Linked DNA regions of Homo sapiens: region 1 is linked to region 2. Evidence: read pairs that join two places in POLR2A ChIA-PET (ENCODE). Cell type or tissue: HCT116. All regions are shown on one strand. Each heading gives the region's core, and the rest is flanking DNA. Links, peaks and the distances in the headings are about the cores only. Region 1 overlaps LOC105374764 (a long non-coding RNA gene). Region 2 overlaps EHBP1 (EH domain binding protein 1).

Evidence for each region. ChIA-PET counts read pairs that join two places held together with the same protein. Peaks named below come from ENCODE experiments on the same cell type or tissue, not always from the same donor. Only the 100,000 strongest peaks of a DNase experiment are listed, where the experiment ranks them.
Region 1: POLR2A ChIA-PET joins it to region 2 with 5 read pairs; 4 of 35 experiments call an interaction of 5 or more read pairs at or near these places.

The regions. Positions count from the first base shown.
Region 1 is chr2:62,463,368-62,466,282 of GRCh38, reverse strand. LOC105374764 (a long non-coding RNA gene) reads right to left here. Exons shown (of 6, transcript XR_002959390.2): 6 at 2,216-2,444. It also overlaps a transcript of TMEM17 not described here. Among named protein-coding and RNA genes, the nearest start is that of TMEM17, 41 kb to the left of the region's middle. In HCT116, for the core only: no CTCF peak of the experiment used is centred there; no DNase peak of the experiment used is centred there; H3K27ac peaks cover 2,500 bases.
Region 2 is chr2:62,797,505-62,800,419 of GRCh38, reverse strand. All of the region lies in intron 5 of EHBP1 (EH domain binding protein 1), which reads right to left. Among named protein-coding and RNA genes, the nearest start is that of EHBP1, 93 kb to the right of the region's middle. In HCT116, for the core only: no CTCF peak of the experiment used is centred there; no DNase peak of the experiment used is centred there.

The DNA.
Region 1 (2,915 bases), core at 154-2,653, 330 kb after region 2:
CCTCCCACCCCAGAGCACCAGCCACAGAACCCCTCCCCCACCACTACCACCCTGCAGAATCAAACCCTACTGGCTGGAGTTTATCCTTCACTCATTGGTGAAGAACTTTACATTCCAAACTCCTAGAAAACTTTTCAGAAGGTTTCCTCTCTCTCAGATCCTTTGTCCTTTATCAATGACAAGGGAGCTCTGCAGGGTAGTGGGGACCCCTCCTGATTTGGGCCTTTCTGAAAGGCAGGAACTTCTTGAGTTCTGTTGTCCCTTTTGAACAAAGGTACTTCCTACTGCCTTTCTCCAACTAAAACTGGCTCTCCAGTTTGGCATTTGAGGCCTTTCCTGCCTCATGTCCCATTATTTCCCTATTTTAAAAAAATTAAAAGACTTCTGCTTTTGCCTGTCTGGTCAACTTACGCCCCCTACCCACCTAAACGTACTGGGTACCTTTCCACATCTAAGTATCTGCTGTTGCTAGTCCTCCTGTTTTTGAATGGATTGCCCTTTACTTTACCTGCCACCCTTACTATTTTTCAAGTCAAATAACAAAAATAATAGAGGGTCAAACTTCTTGAGCATTTATGGGGCTTTAAAACAAACTTCTTGAGCACTTACTGTGTCAGTGCTAAGCACCTTATTTATATGTGTCATCTCTTTTACTCCTCACAAAATGCTGAGTCTTTTTTTTTTTTAATATAGACAAGGTCTCACTATGCTGCCCATCCTGAGCTCAAGCGATCCTCCTGTCTCAGCCTCCCAAAGTGCTAGGATTACAGGCCTGAGCTACTGTACCCGGTTGCTGAGTCACTTTTTAAGAAACTTTTCATTTTGAAGTTTTAGACTTACAGAAAAGTTGGAAAAATAGTACAGAGTTCTGTGTACCATTCCCCTAATGTTAACATCTTACACAAATATAGCACAATTATCAACACCAGGAAATTAATATTGGTACAATACTATTAACTCATACCTCCACAAATTTCTGATGTTTTTCTCATGATTATGAAACTGCCATTGCAAAATTATAACTGAGGCGGTGAAAGAGATCTGACCTAACCAACTCCATCTTGCTTCTCACTTCCAAGCTGTCCTTGTTCATTCCTAATTGTAGGCCTCACCGACTTTGGGAGGAACTTAGTTTATAGTTTAACTCTGAAACAAAGACCCATAACAGCCCTTTCCCAAAACAAATCCCCTCCCTGCCTGGGGACTAGACTGCCCTTGTAGGACTAACAAATTAGCCAAAAGATTAGAAATTATGGCTTAAGAGTCATTCAGCTGGAGGCTACAAGATTCTGACCCTCCCCAAATTGTTCATAGGGATAACATATCTATTGTAAAACCCAAGATCAGCGCTTGAGATATTTGCAGACCCTGCCCTTGATGGATCAGCTGGCACCACCCAGATCAATAAACTGCCTCACTTGATCTACCCCACTCAGGAACTGACTCAGCACAAGAAGATAGCTTCAACTCCCTATGATTTCATCTCTGGCCCAACCAATTAACACTCCTGACTCACTGACCCCTGTCCACCAAATTATCCTTAAAAACTCCGATCCCTGAATGCTCCGGGAGACGGATTTGAATAATAATAAAACTCCAGTCTCCCACACAGCCGGCTGTACGTGAATTACACTTTCTCTGTTGCAATTTCCCTGTCTTGATAAATCGGCTCTGTCTAGGCAGCAGGCAAGGTGAACCCATTGGGCAGTTACAGTTAGATGGAGGTTATGCACTTTTGGCAAGAATACCACAGAAGTGAAGTTTTGTCTTTCTCGGTATGTCATACTGATGAAGCAGGATACTTCCCTGACCCCTCTGTGGGACTCGTGACAGGGGTGCCTTGTTTACTCAGCCCGCTGCGCTCAACTCCTCACAGGAGGTAGCACACAAGTGAATGAGGTGGGAACTGGAGTGCACGAGTGCTGGAACTGCCGGCTGCTTTGGTGCCAGTAGGAGGGCCCTGCAGCAGCATCCAGATGGGGGCTGTGACCCCCAAAAGCCCCACAGGGCGTGTTACAGTGCTCTTTTAGCTCTGCTGTCCACAGACAGCTTAAGTTTTAACAGCTCAGTGGGCCCTTTACCTCGTCGCATGGGGCAGCTGCCCTCCACCAGTGAGGGCAAAGGGCCAGTGTGGCAGCCTTTCATATCCACACCTGTGGCCCCTGAGCTCTTGTCCGGTGTCCAGGAATAATGAAGTCACATGAACACATTGAAAGGTGGTAAATGTGGAGGATTTTATTGCCAATAAAAGTGGCTCTCAGCGGGAAGGGAAGCTGAAAAGGGGATGGGGGGGTAGGTCATCTTCTTCTGAAGTCTGGCCGTCTCCAGTCAGATTCTTCTCCTAAGTTACACCATCAAGCTGCACCTCTGAAGTTAAGCTGCTTCTCTCTGACGTCCAGCCATAGTCCTGATGTCCCGCTGCTTCTCCTCTCTGCCAGCTGAGTCTGGAGTTTTTATAGGCACAGGATGGGGTGGGGCAGGGCCATGGGTGATTTAGGAAAACGCAACATTTGAGTGGGAAAACAGGAATAGAAATTCTCACTTTGGGCCATGGTTTCAGGCTTTTCAGCTTGAGGGTGGGGTTTTCGCTGGGACCCGCTCTTTTCTGCCTAGAATTTCTCTGCCTCCTGTCCCTATCACTAGCAGGTACCTCATGCTGATTTGTCTTACTACAGGTTGTGTCAACCTTGATCACTTGATTAAGGTGGTATCTGGTAGGATTCTCCATAGTAAAATTATTGTTTTTCTTTTCATAACTGGTAAGCACCCTGAGGGAGATACTTTGAGACTATGAATAGCCTATTTCTTCTCTAACTCCTGTCCACTGAATTTAGATCCACCAGCAGATCTTGCCTGCAGTAGTTATTACTATAATGTTGGTCTAATGGTGATTTTGTATTTTACGAGGGTCCCTG
Region 2 (2,915 bases), core at 193-2,692:
TCTCACCATTAAAAAAAGGAAACAAAAAACCTTTCTGATATTAACATTCTTTAAAGAGTCACTAGATTTGGTGACTAAAGATTTTGTTACAAGTAACATTAAAGAAAGAAAGAAAAGCTGGGTTATCTACTGCCAGAGACACTATATCATATTAAATCATGAGGTAGATGAGATTTTTTTCAAGGACACTCCTATACATGAGGACCATTTAGGGTTAACACATCACATTTATGGCTTCAAAATTCAAGCATCATCACTGCCATCACTACAAAAAAGGACAAGGGACATTCAGTTTATGCAGAGAGGTGGAGACGAAAGACCCAATTATGGGCTGGACATGACTGGCATAAAAATTATTGAATACTTGAGTTTTTCGAAGTTCCAGACAGCACGTTTTCACCTTTAGGTGACGAAACAGCACCTTTGCTTTCTACCACGAGTACTTTTAATGTGGTCAATATACTTTGAATGTGACAGTCTCTAAAGGAGACAAGGTGGCCACATGGAACATTTCATCTCCTCCTCCAGGTAGGTATTCTAGCAGCTTATATGCCCAACTCCAAAATTACCTGAAGGATATAGATAAAACACCACTGTTAGAGTACACGCTTTTTTTCCTTGAACTTTCATATTCTGGTGCCATACTTGCTTTTGTACTGAGTAGATTAGGTTGTTTTTTAAAGAGTTGTTTTCCCCCTATAGGTAATTCAAAGGCGAGGGTAAGAAGGTATTCAGGTCCTCATACTGATGCCCCAACTTCATAGTTTCCAGTATAATCAAATACTTAAATATTTGTGTAGTGTTGAGCTTGCCTCAGGGCAATTTGTAGGATCTTCTTTCTTTAGATTAAAAAAATCATATAGGTAATTACCATAGCTTTCTGTGATGTCTTAGGCACAGCATTGTCTAAGAGCAGGAAGGTAGGCAGGTGATTTTTAAAGTACTTTTCAGCTCCAGGGTGATAAAAATATTTTAAACTTTCCGAAGTTTAAAAGTCATAATTAACTATTACAATTTAAAACTGAACAGTCATATATAGTTACAGTATAATTCTCTAAAATACAGTGTGCAAAAAAGAGGTAACATAAAGACCAATTAATATTTTCAGATAAAAATCAGCAAATACTGTTAAAATGCAAGATTCAACATTTCAAATTACTAACATTTCATATAGATAATGTACCTGGTTACAGGGAACCTTTTCAATATGTAATTATGAATAACATGGTTTGTATGGAACATCTACTACACAGCTCCCTATAAAAGTTGTATAAACTACCAACTCTAACCATACATCTTTCCTTTAGAGTATCTAATATGAAAGCTTAAAAACTATGTCTCACATATAGAAAAGACTAGAGACACCATGTGACATTTCCTATAGCATGAATTTCTTTTTTTTTTTTTTTTTTTTTTGAGACGGAGTCTTGCTTTGTCACCCAGGCTGGCGTGCAGTGGCACGATCTCGGCTCACTGCAAGCTCCGCCTCCCAGGTTCACGCCATTCTCCTGCCTCAGCCTCTCGAGTAGCTGGGACTACAGGCGCCCGCCACCATGCCCAGCTAATTTTTTGTATTTTTAGTAGAGACAGGGTTTCACCATGTTGGCCAGGCTGGTCTTGAACTCCTGACCTCGCGATCCGCCCACCTCGGCCTCCCAAAGTGCTGGGATTACAGGCTTGAGCCACCGCTCCCGGCCTTCCTATAGCATGAATTTCTATAACTCTAGCTACTGCTTAAGTCAGATAAAAAAAACACAAATTACAATGACAATTTACCATGTGTCTGGCGCTGTTCTAAGCACATGTTAATGCACAAAAATTCTATGAAATAGGTGTATTATTATCTTCATTTTATAGATACGTAAATTGAGGTAAAAGCCAAGTTCATCGACTTTCTCAGAATCACACAGGTAGGAAATGTCCAGAGCCTACACTCTTAAACCACCACAACTAGTATACTAGTCTCTAAAGAGGCAGACAACTGACTGTATCTAACAGTCTACAGGAAAAGAGAATTGAGATTTCTACAGATATTTCTTTCTTTTTTTTTTTTTGACGGAGTCTCACTCTGTCACCCAGGCTGGAGTGCTGTGGCGTAACCCCAGCTCACTGCAACCTCTGCCCCTTGGGTTCAAGCGATTCTCGTGCTTCAGCCTCCCGAGCAGTTGGGATTAAAGGCATGCGCCACCACTCTCAGCTAATTTTTGTATTTTTAGTAGAGACGGGGGTTTCACCACAATTGCCAGGTTAGTCTCAAACTCCTGACGTTAAGTGATCCGCCTCCCTCGGCCTCCCAACGTGCTAGGATTACAGGCGTGAGCCACCACACCCGGCCTTTATTTTTCTGTGAAACAAAAATTATCTTTCAATTCTACTTATATTTCCTTCCCTATTTCCATATATTCCAGATATGCCTTATTTTAAAAAATGATCTATTTTCACTCCATTTGATCTTACAGCACTTAGAAAGTTAATGGCCATTTTTATCATTTGTTTAGTTACCTAGTTTGATACTCTTGTTTATTTGATCTGCATTGACACCTTGTTAAATAGTTAAGGCTGGTACTATTACCCCTGTTTACAGATGAAGAAGGAAACTTAGACCCAGAAAGTTTAAACATGCTGTAAGTTTATCAAGGCATAGATAGCTATAGGAATTCAAATCCTATCAACAGTTCTACTACTGTTTTCATTTACAGTTTTGTATTTTTGTTTTTTGTTTTTTAAAAAAGATAGATGCAGGCCCAAAAGAGCTCATGCCTGGGTATCCTCCATCCACAATTAACAGGCAAAAGTTTGCCTATTAAGTAAAAAAGGTTGTGTTGAAGTGTACAATGAACTTGGCTCTTCACATACTATAGCAGTACACTTGATTGGCGTATTTTTATTTATTCATTAACACAGTAGCAAAGATA